Regions from separate parts of the Mus musculus genome. Here all the other regions are linked to region 6. A link is a loop called in an ENCODE intact Hi-C map of the cell type or tissue named here. Cell type or tissue: heart. All regions are shown on one strand.

Region 1 (4,000 bases), 190 kb before region 6:
GAGTACACTGTAGCTGTTTTCAGACACACCAGAAGAGGGCATCAGATCCCATTACAGATGATTGGGGGCCACCATGTGGTTGCTGGGAATTGAACTCAGGACCTCTGGAAGAGCAGTCTGTGCTCTTAACTGCTGAGCCATTTCTCCAGCCCCTCTTTTCTCTCTTAAGTGACTCTAGTCAAGGTAATTTATTATAGCAAAAAAAAAAAAGTAGCCAAGATCTACTGTAACATCTGCTGCTGCTGTTATTATTAAGATGTAAAATCCTGACAGGGGAATTGGTATTCTCTCAAGTCTATGCTAGAATGGCCACACGTTGTACAAGGAAAATGAGTAAATAAAAGTAACTATAGCATTTTTAATAACACCACACCAACACTTTCAGTTCAAACTCACAAAACAAACTTTTATTTTTATAACTACAGTCCTTATTTTTAATTTGCCAAAAATCTCAGTTCAGACACACACACACACACACACACACACACACACACACACACACAGTTCTTGATACTTTTTAGAAGTCAATCCATTACCACCTGTTAATCTTACAATCAGCAACCAACAGCTTCAGAATAAGTACAGCTACATTAACACAGTAAACACAGTGCTTTTGACCCTCAGAATATATATGAATGTGAGTACACTGTTGGTCCCTTCAGACACACCAGAAGAGGGCATTGCATCCCATTACAGATGGTTATAAAACACCATGTGGTTGCTGGGAATTGAACTCAGGACCTCTGGAAGAGCAGTCAGCGCTCTTAACCACTGAGCCATCTCTCCAGCCCAGAATATATTCTTTTAGGATGTTAAAAAAAAAAAAAATCACACTATAACATCCAGAAATTATTTGAAATAATTCTCTCTGTGGCTATGCCTTCAACTCTACTTAAAAGCACATCCCTTTGTTACAATTAACTGCAATATTTAAGGATGGAACTCAACAGGACAGCAAATATTTTTAATAACACAAATCAGTGTGCCCAAAATAACACATAATGGTGGAGGTGTGGCTTGGCTGGTAGAATACTTACCTTGTATACACTGAGTTCTGGATTGGATCTGGTCAAGATATAAACCAGGTGTGGCGGCTGATAACCTCAGCACTTTCGAGACAGAGGCAGGAGGATCACCGTTCCAGTCACTTTCAATATACAGCTCAAGGTCAGGCTAGGCAACACCACACTCCGCCCTCTCAGGAAACAAAAGACCATCAATGCGTACAGCTAGGCGTGGTGGCTCCTACACATGAGCTCAACACTTGGGAGGCTAAGGCTGAAAACTGCCATAAATTTGAGGCCTGCCTGGGCTTCAGAGACCACACCTCAAGCAACAAAACACATAAAAACAGAACAAAAAATAATATATAAATATGCTTTATCCAGTAGGGCTTTTATTAATCGCATGCATAAATTGAACTGGAGATTAAAACAGTAATTTTAAGCTACATCACTAATACTTCAAGTGTTTAATAACTGTAACAACATCCTTGTTGAAAATACTATTGAACAGCACCCTGACCTCAATGGCTGACATCGTGCATGAGAAAATCTGTTCCGCATTAGGAGGCTTAAGGTTGTCAGAGGGTGGACTGGCAGCTTTGGGGAAGGGACTGCCTTAGTCAAGTTTTCCTGAGAACCGATGCCGAAATCACGTGAAGCAGCAGTTCCTCCATGACAGAGCTGCAGCCTGACCATGCTGCAAGCCTGACCATGCTGCATGCCTTCTGCAATGTGTGTATTTGACTACCATCAAGGAACTCCATTAAGTGAAATTTAGCTGACATAAAATGTCCATTTAAACTAGCTACTCAAAAGTTAATACCAAGTGATCCCAATTACGTATTTCATCATTTCTCACACATTTTCATCAAAACAGCCCTAGTTTAAAAAAAAAAAATCACAAAAGTTCTGTGCTTTTGCAACACTGTTTAAATCCAGGTATCACTGGCATAGGGTCCACAAATAAACACATGCTGCTCTCTATTTCCCAAATTCACAGTCCCACTGTGATTGGAGAATAAACAGCAGGCAGAGAGTGGCACAGAGAACAGCAGCAGCAACTGCGAGCTGAAGACCTGCCCGCTCACTGTGCTGAGGACGCCAATGGCTGCACTGCCCCAAGTCTCTCAACAGGAGGAGACTTTACGTCAGAATTCCAGAAGAACATCTTTTTAAAATAATTTCTTTCTTTCTTTTTTTCTTTCTTTCTTTTTTTTTTTTTTTTTTTTTTTTGGAGATTATAGTATAACTACTTTTCCTTCCTCTTCTATTCCTTTCCATACCTCCCATGTATTACCGCCTTTGGTCTCCTTGAAATTCATGACTTTTTAATTGTTGTTACATATACATGTGTGTGTATTCCTAAAATAGAAATACAATCTGCTCGTCCATATCTGTATGTATGAAAATCTTTCCCACTGGTCAAAGCAAAAATGTAGAAAACACTGGCTACTAATTCAAACAATGGCTACCAAGCCTAGACTTCAAGGCTTAGAAACATATTTATTGAATAGTCATAGGTATAATACTGGGTTAAAAATTGTGGGTCATAATTCCTTAAGAGATCATAAATCTATATAATAGGACCTCTTCTTTTAAGCACCAAAATATTCTGGGTCACTGCAAATATAATCTAATGCATTGGAAAATATTGATCTATCTAGTTACCAATAATTTGTGATTTTTTGCAGGAAAGAAAATCTTTTAACTTTCATATAATCAAATAATGATAAAAATTTTCATAAAACCAGTTTACAACTTCCATCCACTTCTATTCAGAAAGTAGGAAAAAAAAATCACACATTATACTGTTGAAAACACAGGGACTGGCATATAAGTCAGTTTAATGTGTAAAAGACCCTAGCTTTGATTCCGAAAAGTCATTACACCCCTACCCTAATGAAAAAACAAAAAAACAAAAAACAAAAACAAAACTTAAGAAGGCAGGACTCACAGAAATAATGGCTGTAGAAACTTACCACGTTACTTGCCTCTGAGAGATGTTATAACCTAATCAAGTTCTGTTTCATCCCACAACCAAGGCTGTGAACCAGAGAGCAAGTTAAACAAGACTGCTGAGCTGCACTGCTCTTCTGCTGTATCACCTACCAAAAGCAACTTGGCGAGGAAAGGGCCCACTCCGGTTTACAGATTACAGTCCATCGTCAGGGGACTCAAGGCAGGAACCTGGAAGCAGGATCCATGCAGAAAGCCTGCTTACTGGCTTACCCAGCTTCCTTCCCATCCAACTTCCTCGTATGTAAGGTGGTTCAGGCCTACCTGCCTAGGGAAGGCACTGTCTACAGTGGGCCGGGACCTCCCACACCAATTAGTAATCAAGAAAATGCCCTACACACATGCCCCCAGGGCAATTTCTTAACTGAGGCTTCCTCTCCCCAGATGTCTTTAGTTTTGTATCAAGCTGACCGAAGCTAAGCAGCACAGATGGGCTGGGACAGGGGCTAACCCCAGGTCCTTTTCCTCAGACCTATCCTTTTGAGATTTTTCTATTCTCTGAGACTTTGAGTACATACTGTCTTTTTGTTTGTTTTCCCATGAGCTACTTTCCTTGCCACCTAAAGAGGCTACCAGAGTATTTCTTAACAAGTACCATGCCACCCTTGCCTTCTCAATGGTGCTCCGGCTCATTTCATATCTGAGACGCTTCCCTTCCATAGCCCAAACGCTGAGTGCCATCATACGGACCCACCAGCTGTTTGTTTTTTAAATTTAGTCCTATAATATTTTTGCTAGCTGCTTCTTAATAAGCTGAACATACCCTGTGTCACTGCTGACATCATCTATGATGTCATAGGATGGCAGCCATCCACACTGCGGCCGATACACTGCAGTATTGAGGGCCACCTCAACAGTTCCAGATGTTCTCAGGCTAAAGGTTGGTACACATGTGCTGGGCAACATGGACAATCTGTCAAAAGTAACGTTCCCACTGTGTTTAATGCTCTCTTGCTTCTTTGTCTCTTGGTGGCTCCTTC
Region 2 (4,000 bases), 380 kb before region 6:
AGCATCCCTGGTTCTCACCCTCAGGGCAGCATCCCTGGTTCTCACCCTCGGGGCAGCATCCCTGGTTCTTACCCTCGGGGCAGCATCCCTGGTTCTCATCCGCAAGCCCTGGACCACTGCAGGGGCCCACCCTGTGTGTGCTTGAGTGACAGCTCTGTTAGAACACTTCATAAACAGCCTTGTCTGTGATGAGATGACTGTGTTCCCAGCAAGCTGACAGTTGAGAGTTGTTTCTTTTTTTAAAATCAAATCTTTGCCCGGAGAACTTCAATATGTAAAGGATTCTGCCAAATGATCCATTTTATGGTGCCAAGGAGTGTTTCTCCGTGATGTTTTCAGTGAGCTCGGATGGCTAAGTGTCAGTTAGGTTTTTCCTAAAATGAACATCTGCCGGGACGAATCTGCTCGTGCTCAGAAGACAGCGCTGCCAAGGTGAAATCACTCAGGATTGTCAGGATAGGGAGGGGATGTGCTTGCTTTTGGTTTTTTTTTTTTGTTTTTTTTGTTTTTTTTTTAATTCAATCACACAGATGATATCTTGTTAAGCGATTGCCAAGTAAAAGCACTTGTGCCTGGCTTCAGTGCCTCGTGTTCACAGGGACTGGGGCCTTTCCTTTCACGTGTCCTTGTGTTTTATTGGCCAAACACAAAGCAGCAATGTCCTCTTTCCCACCCTGGTCCTGCCTTTCACACCCCACCCCTGCCCCCACTCCTTTTTTGTCTGATGAAGCCAAGTTCACTGACCCTCATTAGAGCTGGGGCCAAGGTTGGCTTTCTCAGCAGGATGGTTGGAATTCCTGAGCATAGCTTGTTTTGAGTTTGTTTGTTGTAGCCCTCCATGCTTCCGAATATGGGAATGTGGTATCCTGAAATCCTCACCTCTGTGGAAACTTGAGATGCATCCTCGCCTGGGGAGTTTGGTGATGGAGCTAAAAATACTCACTCTGGGTAGAAGAGGAAGCCAGTGCTCCAGTGTCTGTCATCAGCAGTGTCTCCTTAGGAATTCCTGTATAGAACCTGATCTGGTTTGAGGCTGAGCAGAGTGGACCTGCGCTGACAGGTTCTTAATCGCCCCCCCCCCCCCCACAGCAGGTCTGCACTAACAAGCACACAGCAAATCAAATCTGGCTGTGGAGAAAGAAGAAGGTGGGAATCTGACCCCGTCGCCAGGCCTGGCAGGGCGGGCACGCTTGTCAGCTTGTCAGCTGCTCCAACGTCCGGCTTCTCTGCTGGCTGGTGAAACACACGAATCCTATTTTTAGCGCAGGGCTGTCTGATGTGTTACTGTCAAGACTTCAGCAGCAGCTGCAGCAGAGATTCCAGATTCCGACTTAAAGGCACCCCGTTTCTCAGTGGTGAAGCCCCTTCACTAAATGAGAGGGGGGAGTGTTGAGTAGGTGGACCATCCAGTCTCAAATGCAAGACCGGACTTGTCTCTTTCCGGGGACTCCTAGGTCTCGGTGTGCAGACACATGTGTGCACCCCTGATTTCTTTCTCCTCCTGCTTGGGTCCAGCCATGGAAAGAGGAGGAGAGTCCCTGAGTGGAGGAGAGTTCCAGAGCAGCAGCTGGCACCCAGGTCTTTTATGGCCCACTTGAGGGCTCCTGCAAGATCAGTTGAGATAACGTATATTATAGGAGAAGAAAACAAAACAATTTTTATATCCTTCAGAACCCCTAGGGGAGGGACAGACTTTTGTAATGAAAGGCACGTCAGCTGGAGCCATGCACACCAGTGTTGCTCTCCTTGAGGCAGAGGTGCACATGACAGAGAAATGAGCATGGCTCACAGGGACTGCACAGGCCCAAGCTTCGGACTCAGCCTCTGCATAGGCTGTGAGACAGAGACAGGTAACATGGGCGAGGCCACACGTGTGAGGTTCTCCAGTGAATCCATACCTGATCCTCCCTAAACAGAGGAGATGTCTATCAAGGGAGGGTTCCCACAGGGACATCAGCTTCCCACATAAAGCGGAGCAGCTCGTCCATACTCAGCGCTTCTTAGGACATCTGAGCATCTCAGTATAGCTTCTCTTTCTGCCAGAGGCAGGTGTGGGTGCCGTATACTTGTGCTAGAGCCTGTAGTTCCTGCCTGGCTTCTTACAGGGACTGAGGCTAGCTCTACCACTTCCTTGGAGAGCGGAAAGGGTCCAGTGCTACTTCCTGGAGCAGCGTTCTACCACTGATGCCGAAACAGTGCCCTTAGGGTGTGCTGTGCTTTGTTTGTGGAACACGTTGACAGCCAGCAGATGTCAGCCTATGCGTCCTCATGGTCAGGCCTGAAAAGGCTGGTGTCAGCTTTCAATCTGCTGCCTCCTCCGGTCCCCTGACTTGCTCCTTCTGTGCTGTCCGCTGCAAAATCAAGAGACTTGAGGTCAGTTAGAACAGAGTCCCTTGAACACGTTTTCCTGGAGAGGTGTGCTGACCTACTTCCTGAGAGAGAAGAAGGTGTTGTCACTGAGTGAGGAGGAACTCACACTGAGCGAGAGTGGTCTGGTGGGACCAGGCCAGCAGAATGCCCCTCACCTCCCCAGCGAGAGGGGAAGCTACTGAAAGATGGACAGTGCCGACTGTAGGGTCCACATTCATGCTCAGGGGCTTGGGACCAGAAATACCATGAGAACCGGCTTGTCTTTCTGGAAAGAGGGGCTGCCTGTTCCTGCTGTCTTCCTGGGCTTTAGATGCTAGGCCCCCGAGATGAGTCTTCCTGGTAATCTGCTCCGTCCCACGGCTCCTGCCTTGCTCCTTACTCCCTGCACAAGGCTGGGATGGGACTCGGGTGATATTAGCACTCTCAGAACCAGCTGTCTGGTCTGCAGTGTCTGTGTCTCTGTCTTCTGTCTGCCTGTCTGTCGTTAGTCCATCTGTCTGTGTCATGGTTAACCTCAGTCACCAGGGCCATGTATAAGGGAAGCTGGAGTAGTTATGGGCAGAGGTTTAGGAGCCAACCCTGGTGGCATAGTATTTATAGAAGGCCCCAGGAGGAGCAGGCATCAGGCAGCTGTGTGGGAGGGGCCTGGAGAGACAGGTCCACGCATGCAAGTGTATGGGAAGCAGCCTCCTTGATCACAGGTGTCCGAGGTTCTCGTCACCATATCCCTAGCTCTGATGAGGAGGCAGATCTTGGGTCCCACTCTCTCCAAAAGGAGCGTTCAAGGTCCCTTCTCCAGACTGCTCTTGCAGTGTGGGCTTTTACTCACTGAGTCAAGCATGTAAGATGGGTCTGTTGTGTTGTCAAGTTGTGTTTAGGTGTGGGGCATGTATTTTCATAGATGTGTGAATTTCCCACCCTATGATAACATTGTTCGCTGGCGTCTCCCACTACTGACAGCAGTGTGGGTAGTGTCCGGCTTGAGGCCTCGTGAGGAACACTGCCACACAAGTGTGCATTCACCCGATCTGACTCCCAACTGCTGTCTCCTGCCGTCATTCCCACCAGTGAGGAGTGGGTGACCCCTCGTGCATCTCTCAGTTGCATCGGCTGCTGAGGAGGCCGGGCACTTTCATATGATCACGGGCACCGCCTTGCTTTTGTGAAGGGTTTGTTTCTGCTGTTTCCCATTTGTAGCTGAGAAGTCCACCTCTTCCCCAACCGCCCCACCCCCCGATCGTGGGGATACTGCTGTCTTCTGGAAGCTGGAAATTAAGGATATATTTAAAAACAGTCTTCCAAGGAGGCACGGGAATGGCACCACAGGCTTAAGCTGCTTCCTCCTCCTGGCAGCAGGTCACTCCCTTCTAGGGAGCATCTATCCTGTGCGGCTCAGAGCCATGCTGCCCTACAGGGCTTGACATTAGTGTACTGCCGCTGTGCTCAATGGATCCCAGCGATCACAGAACCCACCCTGATTAAAAGGGCAAGGGTTGTCACTGGCACCTGCTATTGTCTTTTCTTGGACACGTGACAAGGCAAAAGCCAGGATGGAGGTGAGGGGAGGGGAGGCACTGACAGTCACGTGAGCACTCTTTCCCGCTGGAGCTGCACTCCACACCACACCCAA
Region 3 (4,000 bases), 250 kb before region 6:
TTCCCATTAGTTACTAAAAAATTCCTGTCAGAACAGCAACAAATCCATATACAAACATTAATACATACATATTTGTATCATTTCTGTATTTATATTTTAAATTATCTTTCATTTTATGAATTTAAAAGCAATCTCTATTTATAAAAAAACAAACCAAACCACTAGAGAGAGTAGATGAAGTCAAGGCATAAGATGATGACCCTATGTCATTTAATAAATCCTGCAATCAAAAGGGACTTAAGATTTTGGTTTTTTAAATGACCATGGTGCAAAATTTTCCATTTTAAAGATAGGTAGTAATGTTTTAATAGGTAGCAGAAGAAAATAAAGCACACCCAAGAATACCTGGGCAGCACTAGCTGGCCTTGGTAGGGTAATGGAGAAGACATTGCGGGAGGAGATGGGGCATGGTGAGGAGCAAGAAAGGGGCAAGGTATGCTCAAAACACATTGAGTGAAATTCTAAATTAATGCATAATCCACCCACTCACCCCCCCCCCACCTCAGACAGGGCTTCTCTGCCCAGCCCTGGCTGTCCTGGAACTCACTCTGTAGAGCAGGCTGGTCTCCAAATCACAGAGATCCACCTGCCTCTGCCTCTGCCTCCCAAGTGCTGGGATTAAAGGTGTATGCAGCTAACATGGGTCAAAATTATTAGCTGTTGTTGTTATTATTATTATTATTGGTTTCAATCTGCCTGTGTGTTTCCACAGTGCTGGGATTGAGAGAATGAGTCACCACCACCTGGCTTAAAATTAGTTTTGAAAACATAACAATTGCACTGTGTAAGTGGTCATGATGAAATGGAAACTCAGCAACCTGATCAAACTGTTTGATTCATGCACCAGCACTTTACAATTAGTCACTAATGCCAGGGGAACCACAATCTAAGATTTAACTTACAGTTTCAGAAACAATTTTACGTTTTATTGGCTGTAAGAAATCAGTGAGTGGCGGTGAGTCTAAGTGTGAAAATCACGATGTTTTAGAAAACTTTCTGGTACATACACTTAAAAACAAACTTTAAAAGTTAAAGCAGAAAATAACCTGATTGACTGTCATCAGACTCATCATCTTCATCATCCTCTTCATCTTCTTCCTCATCATCTTCCTCCTCATCCTCATTTGAGTCCTCAGAGTCTTTACTACTGGGAACGTCTGAATCTGTCCCTCTAAACTGTTCCACCAAGGCCGCGGCCGCTGCCGCCGGATGGGGGTGATGGTGCGCTTTGAGCGGGGTTGCGTCATTGCTGACCCGCTTTTCCTTCCCACTGCTGTGCAGGATGGGCGAGGCAGAGGGCAGCGCTGGAGTCTGACTGCCAGGGGCTCTCCTCCCACTCGTGCTCAGATTGACAGGTGAGGAGAACGGGGTGCTACTTGAGACATTTTCGTTAATCTTACTCTGCATTTTCGTTTTGGTAGTTAGTGCTAACGGAGCTTCTTGAATGACGCTTTGAATGACTCCATTTGGTTGGTGATTCCCTAAAAGTGCATTTGTCAAAAATGGATTAGGGTGGTTGTTATCTAGTGGTAGTTTTGGATGTGCTGGTGAGCTAGAGGTTGCTTTAGTATTTGACAAAGCTGCAATAACCTTCTTCAGGCTCTTCCCCATCTCCTGTTTCTTTCCTTGTGATGGGAATGTCTGCTTATATTGTTCCTGGTGAAACACAAGTTAAAAACAAAATGAGAAGGCCGGGAGACAGAGACTGAGTCTGTTTGTCAGTATCAGAACACAGCTGTCCAGAGAAACTTACACCGTGACAGGTCCAGGCACAGGGAAAGGAATGTCAGCAACCGCAAGGGGCTATCAGACCTTGCTTAGACATCCCGTGTCCACACTCTCATCTGTTTTAACCACTCAGAACACACATGCCTCTTGACTGTCCCCTCTCCTGACTGCTGTTCTCATATTCACAATAACCTAGTCTGAGGCCCTAAAACTGTCCCCCCCTCCCCTCCAAAAGCTCAAAGCAAAAACACAACACCAGCTAGTCCATTATGGATTCTTTCATGAAATATTGCTCAAATTTAGGACATTGCTGTTAAGCCTTCCTGTCCAACTCCTAGTAAATACCACATATGAATGCAGACTTTGTATTGCATTAGTTTTCTTTGAGTAGCTTCAGGGAGCCCCGTCAACCTCAGTTAGATGCAAATCATTTCATGGCTAGTCACTAGGCAGTTTTCTAGCTGGTCGGGCAGCTGCTTAGACCTGAGTCACGTGGCACCTTCCTCCTCCCACATTTTGCTAAAATCCTTTGTCTACAGAACTGTTTCAGGAGCATGAAACCCTGTCCATTCTTCAGGCAGTTTTCCACATTCCTCTCAGACAGACACATCCCTCATTCCATCCCCGGTGCTCCACCCAGCTGATATTCCATGGTCGACCAGTTGTTTGGTTTCTTTTTTTTCCTTTGTTGAGACAGATTATCATTCATGTAGCTCGGCTAGGCTGGCCTTGAACTCCTGACTGTCCTGCCTCCAACTCTCAAATTCTGGGATTACAGCATGTGTCCCAAACACTTGATTCTATGTATAGTTTACATGTGTTAATGCTTTAAAGAGTTAAGTTTCCATTGTTTGATACATTTCCAAAGCAGAAATTCTCTCTTAATGGTCTTCTAGAAACATTAACTAGAGCCCTGTTCTTGAAACACACCTGAGACGAATAACACTAGATTACAAAATGAATTTTTGAGGAAGAAAAAAAAATGGTCTGTTTATTTCTTGCTTTTTGAGCTAGAATCTTATTCTAGAGTGCAGGTCACTCTGGACACATTATTACCCAAGGTTTCTCCAACTCACTATAATTTTCTTGCTTCAGCCTCAGCTGACATTAGAGACATGAGCCATTATATTCAACTTATTTTTCAAAGCAAAAATTTAAGGTACCTGGGGGCCAACTGGGAACTGGGTACTAGGTTTTCTAACTGAATATTCCCAGCATACACAAGGTGCTGGGTTCAATATCCAGCACGGGAGGAAAACAAATAGAATACAATTTTCTTGGGAAAATTTATAAATAATAAATTCACAAAATTTACTTCTATAGGTAAAAATTAGAAACCAGATATTAAAAATCTGAAATAGTACTTCAGGGGCTAAATTCAGGGGCACAGTGGCTAAGACCACAGGCTGCTCTTCCAGAGGACCTACTTTAATTTCCAGCAAATAGACATCTGGTGGCTCACAGTTGTCCATAATTTAAGTACAGGGGTTCCTTCCCATAAACTCTTCTAGTCTTCCTGGGTACCAGGCACACATGCAGAAAACAGACATACATGCAGAAAAAAATATCCATTCACGTATAATAAGAAAATAATTAAATCTTTAAAAAGGAACTACTTGATAATAAAAAAGCAGATTTTACTGTTATAATTGAGATAATATATAATGATTTAGAATTATTAAAACATATTTTGCTAATTTGTTTTGTTTTTCAAGACAGGGTTTCTCAGTGTTCCCTGGCTGTCCTGTAGCTCTGTCAACCAGGCTGGCCTCAGTATGGAAAACCACCTGCCTCTATCTCCTGAGTACTGGGATTAAAGGTGTGTGCCACCATGGCCTAGCTTGTTTTGTTACTTTCTAAAATAAGAGGCTGGAAAGATAACCCAGTGGTTAAGAGCATTTATTGCTCTTTCAGAAAGCAACAGGTCATTTCCTAGAACCTATATGATGGCTTTTAACCAACCATAACTCCAGTTCGAGGGGATCCGACACCCCCCACCCTGCTTCTAATGCCCTTGGGTATCAAGTACACACACTGTCCATTCTAGCTCAATACAGCCAAAGCAGGCACACAGAGGAAAAATTACATTACTCAAATAATTCTTTGTAAGCAAATGATATTACATTCATACAAAAAACAACCCCCAGGAAAATGTTAATTAGTTAATCATTCAATATGTCCCTTTGGTGTATATACTATGATTCTCAGATAAAATACCTTTTTAAGTCTGTGATACAATTTTCTGACAGAAAACTCCAATGTGTTGTATCTC
Region 4 (4,000 bases), 160 kb before region 6:
GTGGTGCCTGAAGCCAAAGTTAAATGGAACTCTGTTTACGTTCGCATTTTAATATCACATTAATGTCAGAAGGGCGTTGCCCATGCCTTTAATCCCAGAACTCAGGAGGGAGAAGCAGGCGAATCTCTGAGTGTGAGGCCAGCCTGGTCTACAGAGCGAGTTCCAGGATAGTCAGGGCTACACAGAAAGACTCTGTCTCAAACAAAACAACAACAAGAAAAACACGTTAATGTCTAAATTATGAGGCTATTAAAAAAGTAACTAAGAGTAATTATAAATTCTAGTTCTACTATAAAAATTAAAGAAAAAAATTAGACAGCTTTCTGCCTAACTGTCTCATAGCTGAGGTCATTAAAATCTGGGGGCGACAGGGTTACTCAGCAACACAGCACTTGGCTAACACACTTGAATGCAAGGGCTCAATCCAGTGTTCAAACAAAATAATACTGATCATATGATAATCCTAAAGAGTGATTTTAAACCAATGACCACATAACCTCAGAGCAATAACTAACCCAGTCAGTATTTACTAAAAATCATAAATTTCCATTGATATAACAAAAGATTAAACTGTACCGAATTAAACAAAAGTGTTTAAATAAAACAAGAGAAGGACACCAATAAGGAAACTTCACTTCTATTCGAAGCAAAGGAAGCAACCTTAAGTGGGATGGCTCAGGGATTCATCCACAGAGGCCACAGCCAACGCCCATCCCAGAAGGAGCCCACACTCACACAGCAGAGGCAGGCTGACCTCTGAGTTCAAGACCACGGCTACAAAGTGAAACTCTGTTTCAAAAAACCAACCAACCAACCAACCAACAAACAAACAAACAAGGAGCCACAACAACAAAACCCACTACTGTGAGAAAGTACATCAATTCTAGTCATTGTTGATACTCCAACAGCCCCTCCTAAGTCCATACTCAAATAGAATACCCAGTGATAAATCATTTGGACCCCAATCTACTCTCTCTCTCCTAGTTAATTATTTAAAGTCTCATGGATTTCTCTTTTGAAGTTTGTAGTCGTGCAAGGGATAAGAGAAGGGCTAACAACCATTGTTTAATAGATTGGAAAATAGTAGCTAAAAGTAGCACTTTAAATGGTTTCAGCAAAACTTTTTTTAAAGAATTTTTTAATTTATTTTATATATATGAAGACTGCCACTGTCTTCAGACACTCCACAAGAGGGCGTCAGATCTCACTGAAGATGGCTGTGAGCCACCATGTGGTTGCTGGGAACTGAATTCAGGATCTCTGAAAGAACAGTCAGTGCTCTTAACTGCTGAGCCATCTCTCCAGGTCAGCAAAAATACTTTTCTAAAAATAAAATGTCAGGTAGACCAGTACAGTTAAAAAAAAAAAATCAAGGTACCTCCAGTGTAGTAGTATGGTTTTTGAGGCTAAAGGATCTAAAACCAAGGACCTGCCAATGGCCAATGGGTAAAAGTGCTGCAGCCACACCTGACAATCTGTGAAATCTCAAAGAGCAAAGAGAAGGCCAACTGAGTCTGGTTTCTTCACATGGGCAGAGTGCACACCCACACACATGCAAACATACAGACAAGCTGGAAGAGCAATGAGTTTCTTTTCTTTCTTTAATTTATTTATTAGTGTTCTGCCTGCATGTACACCTACCTGCCAGAAGAGGGAATCAGATCCCAGTATAGGTGGTTGTGAGTCAGTATGTAGTTGCTGGAAATGGAACTCAGGACCTTTAAAAGAGCAGCCAGTATTCTTAATCTCTGAGCCATCTTGCCATCACAGAAATTAATTTCTCAGAGGATGGTGTGCTATTTTCTCTACTGAGCTAATTTAAGCAAAAATAGGATACTGTAATTGGAGTCTTGAAAAACCATAAACAAAGAGATGAATATTAAATCTATACAACTAAAATGCATTCTAATATTTGACTGGTCAGAGTAGAATATTAAATATATGTATAATATAAAATAAAATATACATATTATATGTAACATATAATATACAACATTATACAAGTAAAATCTCTCATCCACTACTAAGTAATTAATGAGGCTCTGCATATCTTCCCATTTCAGAGGAGACTGGGTAAATTCAGTCATAGGGCCATAGAAAACTAGATGTTAAAATTTGTTAGACTGTGTTACAGGTTGTAGATAGGAGCTAGAAAACCAAGAACTAAGCAAGCGTGTAACATGCAGAGCCAGAAATCCTTTGACACAAGTAGCTGGTAAAATATATATAAAACGATATTTGACAACACAAAACTAAAACTGCATGAAATCTATAACATGATAATTCCACTTACAGATACTTCAGCAAGGAAAGTTCTGAAATATGGATATAAGGAATCATATGTAAAAAATGAAATTGCAAGCTGGAGGCAGAGTGGAAAAGCTGGAAATCTTGTGAACGAATAAATCAAAAGTATTAGGACATGTTTTTATTATGAAATAGCACTCAGCAGTTAAAAAGAATTGAGCTTGATATTCCTCCTATGCCAACCCAGCTTTAGAGCTGTCAGGGTCGGAATGACTTGCATTTCTGTTTATCTTGTAATTTAGGGCAGGGTTCATCTACAGCTGACAGTAAAACAATCCCAAAGAGGGAAACAGTGGACATGTGTTAGCTTTATCAGTGATGAGACTCTCTGCAGGAGGCAGAAAGCTATACAAATCACAGGTTATGAAAAAAGTCTCAACTTGAATGAGGAAGTGAAATACTTTCTGGTTCTCAGATGTGAAGAGAAAGTAGGAAGAGCTGACCAGTCCTGCCAGCAAGGCCTGGAACAACAGCTAAGCTACTCTAAGGGTGGGACAGGAAAACTTCTGACTTCAAGGACTTCCAGGACAACACAGGGATAGCAAGGCCAGACTGGGCAATTTAGTGAGATTACTAAATAAAAAGCTAAGATAAGGCCAGAGGATAGCTCAGTGATAGACTGCTTGCCTCTTTTGAGGCCCTGGGTTCAAGTCATAGAACAGCAAATTTTAAAGGCATTTTCTTTTTAAAATAACAGTGCTTGCAAGAAAATGTCAAGATGATACAACGATGACCCATATATCAGCCAGTGTTTCCCTAGTGACTTGCCTTGTATATGCTGACTGCATGACAAAACAAAAAAGGCAGTTACAGATATGTTTTCAGCTGTAACCAACACTACCAGAAAAGCCTCTCATGGTCCTCTTTAAAGTCACACTCAAGTCCTTTCCTCTGCCACCTCTAACCCCTAATAACCACCATTGTTTTCTGGCTTATATATAGTATTGCTCTTTTGATACAGGACAGAAATGGAGTCATAACCCTGCCCCCTTACTTGGTTTTTTGAGACAGGACTTCTTCATGCAGCCCTGGCTGTCCGGAAACTCCCTCTATGGACCAGGGTGTCCTTGTACTCAGAGATCCACCTGCCTCTGCCCTGAGTGCTGGGATTAAAACAGGCACCATCAACTCCAGGTTACAATAGCCTTTTATGGTTGGAGTATTTCCTTTAGTCAAATACATGTGACAAGGATCCAAATGGTTGTATGCATCAATACTTACTGGCTATTTATTGTTTAGTATTTCATGGTAGGAATATACCATATTATGCTTATTCATGTGTTACAAACCTTTTAGGGTGTTTCTGTTTGGGTGTACTATAAAGATACTATGGACATGTTCAGGTTCCTATATGTACATAAGCTTTTGTATTTTGTGAGATTAATGCCCAGAAATGTGACTGCTCTTTGTGTGTGTGTGTGTGTGTGTGTGAGAGAGAGAGAGAGAGAGAGAGACAGACAGACAGACAGACACACAGACACACAGAGAGACATAGATAGACAGACAGACAGATAGACAGAGTCAGAAGAACTACCCAATTTGTTTTTCAGAAAAGTTGTATCATTTTACTTTCCTACCAGTAATGCATTTAGAATCCAGTCTCTCAACATTCTGGTCAGGATGTGCTACTGTCACTAACACTTTACAACCATTTTCTTTATTTGCCTGTGTGCTGACCACGTGACCATGTGTG
Region 5 (4,000 bases), 86 kb before region 6:
CCACTAATGGCTTCTTAGCAGCTCCATGAAATCAACCAGCTGTCAAGTTGATGCATCAGAAGGAGCAGCTATGCACTCCCATAAGAACAAGCAACACATCAGGATGTTTGGCAAAACATCTGCTCCTTTACTGCAACTCTATAATAAACATGCAAACAAAGAAATGAGAGAGAGGGCAACACGTTCAGAATTCCTGGCTTTCCCTTACAGCTTGTGTGCATTTTAAATGAGTGGCTTAGATACACGAAAAGCAAATTTCAGCTAAGTCCAATACTTTTTAAGATAGTCTATTCTTTTGAAAAAGCTAAATACACTCTGATTCTTCCAGAGAGACCAGAATCACACAAAATATTTACATTTATAAATAAATAGTAAACCACATTCATCAAGTCAAATCATAGTGTTATGTACAAAACTCAAATATGAAAACTAAAATATATTCTTTTACCTCACACACTATTTAGTAAATGAGGCTGGCAGTATTGTAATCCATGCATTTGCCAAGACTGAGCAGCTAAGACCCCATTTTCACTAGCATAAAGAGTGAATGTGCAAGCTTACCCTAGTCAGTGTATTAGTTTAACCAACAACATTTCAGATAGCATTATCTAGATTTTACAATACGTGCCTAGTTCTATTTTTCTGAAAACCATTACATGAACATACTAAGTTCTGATAAATAACTTCCTATTTTAAAAGCACACAACCTGATTTCCTAAAAAAATAAAACTCTTTGTCACGGTTGCTTAAATATACATTTAGCATTTGCTGCAAATATTTGTAAAATCTTCCTTTTCTACTGAGACACACAAATGCCGTAGTGTCATCTAAATTATTGATTGTGCAGCAGTGTTTACAATAGGTGTGAGACAGCAACGGACTTAACTACCATTTTCTTAACCTGCTTATCCTCTGTTGCTTCCATTTATAATCTGCCAAATCTTCTAGTCCTTTGTTGCATGTATAATTTAGAGCCATCTGTTCTATGTGCTTTTAACTATTTAAACATTTTTCACCTACCTACAGTTCACTAAACAGCAGACACTCAATTCAGTTAAGATTTCTATGTAGCATTTTACACAGAGCATATTTCTGAGTAAATAGCAGAAAGCAGCATAGAATATTCCACAGACAGTTCAAACATACCACTTACAATGGAAGTTTTCGAATATTAGACAATCTCCTTAATGTAGTTAGAATTTTTCTATTAGCTTCTTTTTGTAAGTTCATTGTAGTCAATGTTTTTTTCCCCAACCCAGAAGACAAAGGGAATGCAAATTAAATACAGGCAGTTTCAGGTCCCTGTTAGAAGAGATGTAAATATGCTGACTGAAAATGACTACTGGAGACAAAGTTACGCTTTTCCATTCAATTTACTGTGCCTATTTATATACTCCTCAGTGAGTGTAGCATTAAGTAGGGTCATGTGACCAGCTCAACTTTTTTTTTTTTTTGGTAAGGTGAAAAACTATTTTCGACAAACAAATTTAAATTGTAGTTTTTATCATTATTTTTATGATGGTTAATAAAGTTTACATCAAAAGACTGTAAATTATCTATTAAAGCTAATTCTGCCTTTTATATGCTAAACTACATTTTTTGCCAACCCTTTGACTTTAATATTCACTACTAAGATGTAAAAGTATCAAGAATCTGATATTCTGATATTCTGTATAATTCTTTTAAAATGTAAATAGCACGAAAGAGGAGAACACAATTGTAAAAGGGGAGGTAGACACCCCAAGTGATGGATATATAAATAGTAACTATTCTCAATTTGTTAGATCTGTGGAACCTCCCAAGAAAAGAACTATATTGTTACAAATACACTTAAAAAATTTTTTTAAAACCCTCGTGCACAAAACTAGGTGGATACTAAGTGACACAGTAAAAAGTTTCGATCATTTTTTAAAAAAATAATCTTCCACTTGTTACCAAACATGGTTTTGCGATCCGTTCTGAATGCAAAATACAAAAATAAAGTGCACAACTTATCACTAGCCTCTAAGTTACACGATTCCGAAAAACGAGAAAATTTTGAGGAAAACAAAAAACCACTTTGGGGAAATTTTCTTGATAAAAGTTTACATGACGTCACATGGCCCCCTGAACCGTTCCTAACTTTGAGCCTTATCCAGGCACACTTTTTTTCATTTCTATGGCTCCTTTCCCTTCCTTAAAAATTAAAAGAGACAGACAGACTTGGGAATAAAAATTGCCCAAGATGGCGAAACGCTTGTTGTTTAGAGGGCAGGGGGAAAAATGGAGGATATTGTAATATACACAAAGGGATAAATTTCAACAACTCGGCCACGGACTGCAGCTGCTTCTCGCTTCACAAGGAAACAACACACAAAAGATAAACACGGAGGAGAGGGGAAGAGGAGCCAGCCCCCACCCCGCGGGGCCGGCTCCGAGTCCCGGCACACTTCCTAGCCTTTCCCGATCCCAATTCTGGGGTTCGCGGAACTACTTTAGGGGAGGGGAGCGGGGCGTCGCGGGGGAGGGAGGACGCGGAGCCCGAGGACCCGGAGCCCAGCCCGCCAGGCCGCCGCGGCCCCAGGACGCCCGGAGCCCTCCCGGAGCCGAGCCGCCCGGTACCCGCCGCCCGGGGCCGCGGCCCCACCCCCACCCGGCTCCGGAGCCCCAGCGGCCTGGCGCGGTTCGGCGGGAGCGAGGCTGCGGGCCCCGGGCGGAGGCGGGGGCGGCCAGGGCCCGGCGCCTCGGGAGCTGCCCCGCGGGGCGCCGCAGCGGGCCGGGCTGGAGGACGCCGCGAGGCCGGCGGCGAGGGCGGCGGGCACAATGGAGGGACGAGGCCCGCCCGGCCGCTCGCTCGCCCGCCCGCCCGCGCCCGCACTCCCAGCAAAGTTTCCGTTCCGCGGAGCCCGCACCCCCCACACACACACCCCGCCCGGTACCAGGGCCCCGCGCCCCGCGCCCTCCGCCCGGGACTCTAGTCGGGACCCCAGAGCCACCGCTGCGTCGCAGCCGCACAACAAAGAGCCACACCGGGCGGCGCGGGTAAACAGCGGCGGGCGCCTCGGGAGGGCTCCAGCCCGCAGCCGCCGCTCTCCGCCCGGAACCCACCTCGCCCGCACCCCCGCACCCCGGCTCTCAAACTCACCTTCACTTTCGAACTGAGTTGCGGGGGAAGGGATTTTCGCCCTTCCCGGGTGCGGGTTAAGCTTTTCGGAATCCCCACCGCCTCCTTATTTCTCTTCTAATTCCTGCCAGAAAGTCTAGGGAGTTGGAGTGGAGGTGAGATCCGTGATCGCGAAAGCCCTGGCTCCCTCCGTCCCCGTCTTCCGCCGCTCGCTCTCTGATTAGTTCCTATCCAGCAGCAGATTGAAGCAGGAGATGATTCTTCTCAAGGTTTGTTCAGCAGCTTCACTTCTAGGCGAAGGCTTCATGAACCAAGTGACGTCAACCAACAAGGCTTCTCTCTCTCTCCTCTCTCTAACAATGAAAGTTGCTGTTAACAAGGGAAAAAAGAGCGAGAGAATTGTTTATACCATTTCAGTTCCAATAATAAATGACCTATCAGCTCTAAAAGGAGCCAAGGGAGGGGGCTGCTTCTTCATTCCAAGAATACTGTATCTTTGAGTTTGCACCGCTCCTCGTCCCAAGAAAAAGTTAAGAAACTTACATGTTTTGTTTTGCTTTTCGGGGGGCGGGGAGGGGGGGACAGAACTGAATACTTAATTTAAAAAAAAAAAAACTTAAACGGACTGTTAGGGAACACAGATAAGCCATCTCCACCAACTTTTATGTTTGTAAACTAGGAATTGTGTTGGAGTCTACACGCTAAATTAATATGCCAAGAATTTGTGCATGCTAGGGCTTTAAAAAGCAGGGCGCAAGGCGATCTCAAGGTAAACTACTAATGCTTTTCCATGGACGAATTTAAATGCTTGTGATGTTCATGGTGTGAATCAATAATATTCAAATGAATAAACACTAAGTTCTTTTACAGTTATTTGTATAATCTGTAAGCCGTAAT
Region 6 (4,000 bases):
TCCTCAGCACTGAGAGGAGACGAAACCATAACCGGCCAACACCTGCACTGTCCTTGTCAGGGGTTCTGTAGAGAAGTTCCCACTAACTACGTTTGTCTACTATAGCTCAGGAAAATGGTGCAGTCGATCCTCTTAACACAAAATAAACTGGGAAAGATGTTCAAGGGGTCTCCACAAGGTTCAGTTCCAGAAAGGCCGAATGGTGGCTTAGACACATAACGTAACTGTTAACAATTATGGAACGCTTGCTATGTTCTAAGAACTGACAGATCCCCTCATTTAATCCCTTCAACACCACCATGAAGTTTGGGGAGCATGGCGGATTAGGGTTCCCTAACCCACAGGAAGAAGCCTGGGTTAAGGAATTCTTGGCAACATTAAAGAACTGCTGAAGACAAAGGTAATCAGACAAAGTGCTGAGATATGAACCCATGAATTCTGATTCTTAAGGGTGTTACACGGCCAAACAGAATGGAACAATTATTTCTCTTAAAAGGACAAATTACATCTCCTCAAAAGTAATCTGTACTTAATTTTATCCTTTACCAGACACTTTGTCTACTACATGCCCTAAAAGGATGACACCTGGGTGTCAACTTTAACAAAATTAAAAAAAAAAACAACCCAAAACCCTTAAGTTTGTACGAAATTTATTAGTGATGAGTGAAGAAAAATGAGAGATGATTACTGACTGTATATATGTATATATACATATGTGTATATATATATATATATATATATATATATATATATATATGTAGCATTTCACTTAGTCACTTAGTGGAATTATGTAGATCCAAGTTATTCTTTGAAACAAACACCCTTAAATCAAATAGGTCACTTAAAAACCCAAGTGCCCTCCCTGTGCTTCCAAGTTTTAGTAAGAACTTACCGTTAAACAACTTGCGTTTGGTCCATCATTGAAACGCCACATAATTTGTGGCTTTTCCCATACTCTCTTGCATTTCTTAGTCCTCATTTACATCTTAGTTTAACCACATTCACCGTGGTTTCTGAAAGTTTCTTCTCGTATTCCTCAGACTACGTCACAGATTCCCTCGCTCTTTCTAAATAAGTGAATGTCTGCTGCAAAACCTGTAGCTGCGCTCTCAGAGCTTAAAAAGCCCGATTTTTTTTTTTTTTTTTTAAGATTCCGAAGTGATCGTCCAAATACCCCGTCGCTACAACTTATTTACTCCAGGGAAACTGCCAGCAGCAGGGTGTAGGAATCAATCGGAAGGCTGTAGTAGGTGGAGGGAGAGCTGTCAAATCCTACAAGGTTGGGCAGGGAGGACGCGCCGGGGAGGCTCGAGGGGAGGTGGGGGAAAGGCAGCGTCGGACTCCATTCCGTAAACAGTCCCTGCGCCACTTGCCGAGCGCAGAGAAAACAAAATCCACCCCCGCAACCAGCCGGGCGGGACCCGGAGCGGCGGGCCTGGTAGGGGCCCGCGGCGGGCGCGGGAGCCAGGCGGGCGCCGAAGCCCCTCGCACTGCGGGCGGCGACCGGCCCGCCCGGCCTCCCGCGCCGCGCCGCTCCGGGCGCCCGCACGCCCGCACGTCGCCGACCGTCTGCGGCCGCTTACCGTGGCGCCTCGCAGCTTCCCCCGAGGCGGCCCTCAACGGCTGCCGCAGTCAGAGCACCACCCCGCGGCGGGGCACGTCTAGCCCGCCCGCAGCTCCCGGCTCCCCCGCAGCGCCGCCAGCGCCGCCGCCGCCGCGGCTCTCGCGAGAAGCGGGCGAGCGAGCGCGCAGGGGGCGGGGGAGGAGGAAGGGCGGGGCTGCCAACGGCGGCGGCCACTTCTGCGGCGCATCCGGAGGGGCGGCCGCCATTGTGCTTCGTCGCCGACTTCTCTGCCGGTAGCCCGAGAGCCGAGCCGAGCCCAGCGAGGAAGGCGGCGGCGGTGTGGCTGCGGCGAGCGCGACACTCCCTGCAGCGGAGTGCTCGGTGGAAGAGGGTAAAGAGCGGCGGCGGCGGCGTGGGGGGGAGGGGAGCGCTGGAGTGCGAGCCACCCCCACCCCCACCCGGGACCCCGGGGGCAGGGCGGGCGGGCGGGCGGGCAGATGGTGCGCGTCCCTCGGGGACCCGCGACGACCTGCGGCGCCGGGCGGCCGTAGTGCGGGGTCGGCTCACCCGGGATTTCGGTCGGTTTCCCCCAGTCCCCTCGGAGTAGGTGGAGGGAGGTAGGCCTCTCGGTGGCCCCGCACCGGGAGTGGCGTGACACGGGCATGTGAGGCAGGAAGGCTGGCTCTCCTGACCCGGGGCGAGACACGGGTGTAAGGGGCCGACTCTAGACACGCAAGGTGTGAGTAGTAAAATGCACCCTCACCTTGGAGAAACTGCGTAGTGAAGAGCGCGCACGCACACACACACACACACACCCCGAAACCACTACAGTGAACACCCTCCTTCTCCACCCCCCTACAAAAGTACGTGTTGGTATATGGGGGTGGAAATCCGTGTGGGTCATAAACATGACGTCACGATCAGTGTGAAAACAGTTTAAAGAGCGGGTCCGGGTCACACGCCATTCTGTAGTTTGTGTGTGTGTGTTTTTATTGTCTTCAGTGTCCTTATTTTTTAAGTCCCACCCCCCCTCCCCCGTTTGTATCCAGAACGTAGGGGTGAGTACCGAGATACCGTCCTGATTGACAAACAATAGTACTCTCACTAAAAAAGGTAGATCCTATGTAGTCTCACAAGATAACCCGAAATGGGGTCAGTATTTCCTTTTGAGGAGCTTTTGTGTGTGTGTGTGAGTGAGAGAAGCAGCAGTTGTGCTGAGGCAGTCGCAATGGAACCAGAAACTCTGGCATCGCCATGACCATAGTTATTTTACCTCTTAAGATCTCCTAGTTGAGATGAGTCCCCTCCACCCCCGACTCCTGGGATGCCTTTTTTAAGGAGATAGTGTGTGAAGCAGTCAGCAGAGCAGGCACACTACAGGGCATAATACTTGTACTGTGGATTTTTAATGACTTCAAACAGAAGGAATTTACCACCAAGTTTTATCATCAAGCATTCTGGTCAGAACGAAACTTGGACTTTGTGAGTTGTGTCCCTATAGCTTCATGTTTTTATGGGTTGATTAGAGGGCTCTTACCTTGTGTTTCCCGCTGGCACTGAACTCATGATGTTATCCAGACCCACCTCTAAGGTAAGATACTCTTGCTTAAGCCTTCTGAGCTCCGGGATTGCTGTGCCACCAGATCAACACCACCACACACTTCTAGTTTTGCCCTAGATGTTTGGTACACCATCCACCTCCCTCCTTCACGCCCTCCTCTTTCTCTCATACCCGAAGATTTTTTTTTCATTATTTGACAGTTTCATATATGTATATAATGCAATTCAGTACCCCCCATTACCTTATTTTCAGTTACATGATGGGTCAGATTGTCTTACACAGTGTAGGGTCTCGGGCATGCTAAGCATTTGCTCTCTGAGCTATATTCAAGACCCCTCAACCCAGGTCAGGTGTCTTGAATAAGGAAGGTTGTTTTCTCATATAACTTCACAGATTTTTCTGTGTTCTACATGAAGGTTTTGGATAATCAACTTGAATGTGAGCCATCTGTAGCCTTTATGCAGTCAAATGTTATTCCATATCCATCTCTCACACACCTGTCATCTGTTATATCCACGTTTTAATATATTTTAGGAAAGTAATGGTCGAGTGGAAAATTTATCAAGTAGTGTAAGCATTGTTTGGTTACCAGGTTAGAACTTCCCTTTGCAGGAATGAGCTTGACGCAACATCTTCCAACAACTCACAGTTTAGTCATCAGACCAACGCGTAAACATGCACCTTACTGCCTTCCTTACTGTAAATACTGTACGGACAGACTGTGGGGTGGAAAGAGGGCACACGCTTGGACAACTGTAGAGTGCTTGAGCTAAACTGAGGCTTGGCTAGGACCTGCTGTGATGATGTGCTGTTTTGGGAGGTGACAGGGCTTTCCGCAGTGGAAAGGTAATGAAGGAAAGTTAGAGCTTAGCAGT
Region 7 (4,000 bases), 330 kb before region 6:
CCCACCAACTGGGGACCAAGCATTCAAACAGACGAACCTAAGAGAGCCATTCTTGTTCAAACCATTACACTTCCATGGGAATTGTTGGTCGGAGAAGCCCCAGAAGCTCGCCCCTCCCCTCAAACAGCACAGGCTCTTGCCAAGCCTTGGTTGTCCACCAGAACTAGATGACAAAGCTCTACTGCTGGAAGGTTCCACATCTCTTGGTTCCAAGATACAAAGAAATCAAGCTGCAAGCGACCTGGAAACCTCCTCCATGCTGGCTAGCTGTTAATGCCATTGGTGCTATGGAGGCTGATGGAGAAAAAAGACAAATCTTAACTAGCCGAAACTCTATGAACTATAATCACAACCTGGCAGGCAAGATGTAGCCACCATTGTAATAGTGGCACAACTCTTAGGGAGACAACCAATCCTTCTCTGACTGGATTTGTGGGCAGATGGGAATCAATGCCCAGTACTGAAAAACCTGTCTATCGCCTATGCCTAGAGAGGTCCTGGGGAAACTTATTACTGTTGTTCAGCTTAATTGACGAAGAGTCAAACTGTCCTTCTAAGTATCTGTGCTTATAAGCACAGCCAAATAAATGCTGCTCTCAGCCCCAGAGAGACCTCTCTTTGCCATCGATGGTGAATGCAGAGTCTCATGGAATGCAGTATAGATACTGAGGCTAAGGAAAGCTGAGGAATCAGCCTGAAATAAGATGTTTATAGCATCCCTTCTAAGGCTTAGGAACAACTGTAAGACAGGGAACCAAAAGACTTCAAAGGCAGCGGACAGAGGAAGTGCTCTGAAATCCCACTCATTAGATATAGCCACTGCAATCATACATGCCCAGCAACCTTGTTACTGTGCTGAGCTCGCACAAGGTTGGCGCTGTCAAGACAGGGATCAGGGAAGTGGCTCGTGAGGCACCGCTTCTTACTTCTGAACTATTGGCCAATGGTAGATTCTGGGAGAGGGGGGCATTGTGTTCAGGTATCCAAGGCTGACCAGCATTTGTGTGAGTCTGGCTTATTTCACTTAGCAGGGTCATTTCTAGTTCCAACATTTTCCCACAAATATCATGATTTCATTTTTCTTTGTGGCAAAGTAAAATTCTATTGTGTATATGTACCGATTTTAAAAATCCATTTGTATCAGTTTAAAAAAATCCAACTGGCAACAGTCATCTAGATCAGTTCCATTTCTTGTGGTATGCAGCCTTGTACCGCACACAGTGCATGTATCTCTGTGGTAGGACTTAGATCTTTGGCTACATAAGATGTTGTACAGGCAGGTCGAATGTCAGTCTTCTGAGAATGCTTCATACTGATTCCTGCAGCGGCAGCCCCTGTGTGCATTCCCACCGCCAGTGACCACAAAGAAGTAGGCACCCTGTCCATATTGCTTATCTCTGCAACCACAGCATGCAAGGCAGTGCTAGGTACCTAACGTGCTCAAATGAAACTCCGTTCCAAATATAGTTGAGTTTGCTTTTAAATGTTACATATGAAATCTAGCATGGAATGATTTAGAAAGTAAAGCTTCCAAAACAAAAATCTAACTGTGGAAAAACAGTATAATTAAAAATTAGTGCCGGGCATCCTGGCCTGAGCCTGTAACACCAACACTAGGGAGGCAGAGGCAGGACGAGGATCAGGGGTTCAAGATCACCTTCAGCTAAACAAGGAGGTAAAGCCTACCTAACTAGTCTCAGAAAACCAACAAACGAGTAACAATCGCGGCTGAAACCATCCCTAAGAAACAGACGTGACCTCGACTTGTAAAATGGATAATCTCTTGTCTTCATCTAGTTTACGGAAATCTCTACAAATAAATAAGTAAATGTTTTCATTTTCATCTTCTTCCCAAAGTTCAGCAGCCTTCCCTCCAGGTCTCTCATAGCCTCACAAAACAAAACAAGCAGAAACACTCCAACAGGTTCTCGGAAAACAAGCTCAGATGGAGCTTTCTGGAGCCGGTCCAAATCCCCGGAGTGCCAATGCAGCGAGAGACTTTCCGAACCGGCTCCCGCTCTCTCTCTCTCGGCGCACAAGAGGCCGGGCGAGCCAGCAGGCCAGTGGGGTGTGCGTGACCGCAGCCCACCCGGTGGCCCGGTCCTGCCCCCGCCCCAACGCCACCTGGCGTGCAGCCCACACTCACTTCCCTCGCACCCGGACTGAGAGTCCCGCCTCCGGGCGGCTCCTCCCCTGCGCGGCTCCGGGGTCGAGGTCACGCACCTCCGGGTTCTGAGGTCACCAAGTCTGCACTGCCCCGGGCTCGGCCCCGGGCTGGGCCCCGAGCTGGGCTGCTGGGCTGGGCTGCTCACTAGGCAGAGCCCGACTCACTGGGTCACGTGTTACCTAACTGAGGTGGGCGTGGCTGCGGCGCAGGGAGAGCCGCGCAAGCCCCACCCCGCGCCCATGCCCGCGCATGCGTGCCCGCGGCAGCTCCGGTAGGCCGGTTCCCTGTGGGCTTTGGCTGTGGTAATTTACCTGGAAGTTGGTTTTTTTTCTTGTTTGTTTTGGGTTTTGTTTTGCTTAATGGTCCAAATGGGACTATATCATACTGCCGAATGGTAGTTTAACTTTTTTGCTCACAGAAAAAAAAAAGTTAGATTAAGCTCCTTCGTACTTAGATCTCTATCCACACTTCTGAACCTCAACTAGAGCTAAATAGAAATGGAACTACTGGGTGTATGAGCCTAAAGAATTTTCAGACTTACGTTACATACCAAGTACCCAGTGGCTCTGGGTTGTTTGTACTTGGCATGGTTTGTACTCTGAATGATATATGTAGAGTGGTGCCTGTCTCTCCACATTCTTGCCAGACTTGAGTGTTATCTTTTTCTATCTCCATAGTGACTGGAGCCCTGGTGAATGTGTATTTTGTTTGATATGGGCATAGCCGTATCAAGGAGCCCAGTGCCTTAGAGCCATGGGACTGGAAAAGCCACCCCTCCTGTCTGACGTTCTAACGTTAACGGGGTGTGCAGAAATGTCCTCTCTAGCTTTGTCCTCCTGGATGTTTACCGCCTGAAGACTGGTCCCCCACAGAGACTGCTCCTAGTGATGAGCTAAGCCTGTCTCCTTGTTCAGCTGTATACTATAAACCCTGCCATCTTAATTCAGCTATATGTTGAACTGTAACCCCTCTCTGTGTCCAACTGTATGTATTAAACAGGCTGGGTTCCCAGGGTTCTGCAGCCTTTTCCATGAGAGAGCCCAGACCATGTCATCCCAGATTCTGTGGATGTGTGTCTGTCACGCCTTCTTTCCTTTGAGGCCCGTTGCAAGGATGCAGCACATCTCCATCAATTTGACTGGCTATTATCTTAGTAAAATCTGTGAAATCTATGAAAGAAACCTAGGTGATAGTTAATAGTGTCAATGTGTCCAGAGCTAGAATCACCATGGAAACAAAGTTCTGGACATGGCTGTGAGGGATTTTTTTGATTAGGCTAATGAGGTGGAAAGGTCCACCCTAACTGTGGTGGTACCATCCCACTCGGTGACTTGGGCTGAAGAAAAAGGAGCACCAGTGTTTATCTCTTTCTTGACTTGGATGCAATGTGACCAGTTTCCCCAGGCAGTGCTGCCCATGTTCCCTGTCACGATGCTCTTTATCCTCTGGAACTGTGAGCCAAAGTGAACCACCCTTTCCCCAAGTTGCTCTTGCTGTGTGTTTTATCACAGCAATTAGACAAGGGACTAGTAGACCCCGCCTACAAACACCAGTTGTTTGCTGCAGCACGTTCACCCCATGGGACAGGTAGTTTGGGAGAGGCAAGCCCTCTCTGGTAGCTTGTCTCTTGCTTAAAACCTTGGGATATGGAAGACTTTCTAAAATATGCCAAATAGGAATCATTTATAAAGAAAAGATTATAGAGTTAGGTCTCTGTTCCTCCCCAATTTGGACAGATGGACAGGTATTTCCTCTGTAGCACCACCTGAGTCCTTGAGACCAGATGGTAAAAGTCGGGGGAGGGGAGCATACGTAGTATATTTTTGGCTTCTG

What was found. Peaks named below come from ENCODE experiments on the same cell type or tissue, not always from the same donor. Only the 100,000 strongest peaks of a DNase experiment are listed, where the experiment ranks them.
Region 1: a loop joins it to region 6, with 2.0 times the contacts of the local background. A loop is called at or near these places in 6 of 42 quality-filtered maps.
Region 2: it touches region 6 in a loop (2.9-fold over the local background); 5 of 42 quality-filtered maps call a loop at or near these places.
Region 3: a loop joins it to region 6, with 2.3 times the contacts of the local background. A loop is called at or near these places in 7 of 42 quality-filtered maps.
Region 4: it touches region 6 in a loop (1.9-fold over the local background); 13 of 42 quality-filtered maps call a loop at or near these places.
Region 5: a loop joins it to region 6, with 6 times the contacts of the local background. A loop is called at or near these places in 19 of 42 quality-filtered maps.
Region 7: a loop joins it to region 6, with 2.2 times the contacts of the local background. A loop is called at or near these places in 2 of 42 quality-filtered maps.

What each region holds. Positions count from the first base shown.
Region 1 is chr2:60,020,140-60,024,139 of GRCm38, forward strand. All of the region lies in intron 2 of Baz2b (bromodomain adjacent to zinc finger domain, 2B), which reads right to left. Among named protein-coding and RNA genes, the nearest start is that of Gm13572, 15 kb to the right of the region's middle. In heart, a CTCF peak has its summit at 2,123; no DNase peak of the experiment used is centred here.
Region 2 is chr2:59,828,133-59,832,132 of GRCm38, forward strand. The region is part of intron 19 of Tanc1 (tetratricopeptide repeat, ankyrin repeat and coiled-coil containing 1); the gene reads left to right. Among named protein-coding and RNA genes, the nearest start is that of Wdsub1, 52 kb to the right of the region's middle. RefSeq lists an enhancer at 641-1,229. In heart, a CTCF peak has its summit at 2,239 (motif pointing right); DNase peaks (open chromatin) are centred at 799, 1,229, 2,269, 3,879 and 1 weaker place; H3K4me3 peaks cover 1,007 bases; H3K27ac peaks cover 3,998 bases.
Region 3 is chr2:59,960,975-59,964,974 of GRCm38, forward strand. It overlaps Baz2b (bromodomain adjacent to zinc finger domain, 2B), which reads right to left. Exons shown (of 36, transcript NM_001001182.3): 9 at 1,047-1,656. Among named protein-coding and RNA genes, the nearest start is that of Gm13572, 74 kb to the right of the region's middle. In heart, no CTCF peak of the experiment used is centred here; no DNase peak of the experiment used is centred here; H3K27ac peaks cover 1,439 bases.
Region 4 is chr2:60,043,532-60,047,531 of GRCm38, forward strand. All of the region lies in intron 2 of Baz2b (bromodomain adjacent to zinc finger domain, 2B), which reads right to left. Among named protein-coding and RNA genes, the nearest start is that of Gm13572, 8.4 kb to the left of the region's middle. In heart, a CTCF peak has its summit at 1,653 (motif pointing right); a DNase peak (open chromatin) is centred at 2,760.
Region 5 is chr2:60,122,339-60,126,338 of GRCm38, forward strand. Baz2b (bromodomain adjacent to zinc finger domain, 2B) reads right to left here and starts at 3,402. Exons shown (of 36, transcript NM_001001182.3): 1 at 3,125-3,402. In heart, no CTCF peak of the experiment used is centred here; DNase peaks (open chromatin) are centred at 2,423, 2,973 and 3,103; H3K4me3 peaks cover 4,000 bases; H3K27ac peaks cover 3,860 bases.
Region 6 is chr2:60,208,130-60,212,129 of GRCm38, forward strand. It overlaps Marchf7 (membrane associated ring-CH-type finger 7), which reads left to right and starts at 1,807. Exons shown (of 10, transcript NM_020575.2): 1 at 1,807-1,955. It also overlaps a transcript of Baz2b not described here. In heart, a CTCF peak has its summit at 1,656; a DNase peak (open chromatin) is centred at 1,742; H3K4me3 peaks cover 3,722 bases; H3K27ac peaks cover 2,127 bases.
Region 7 is chr2:59,880,255-59,884,254 of GRCm38, forward strand. Wdsub1 (WD repeat, SAM and U-box domain containing 1) reads right to left here and starts at 2,352. Exons shown (of 11, transcript NM_001379396.1): 1 at 2,224-2,352. It overlaps Gm52554 (a long non-coding RNA gene), which reads left to right and starts at 2,425. Exons shown (of 3, transcript XR_003954039.1): 1 at 2,425-2,438. In heart, a CTCF peak has its summit at 2,146; a DNase peak (open chromatin) is centred at 2,317; H3K4me3 peaks cover 1,886 bases; H3K27ac peaks cover 1,752 bases.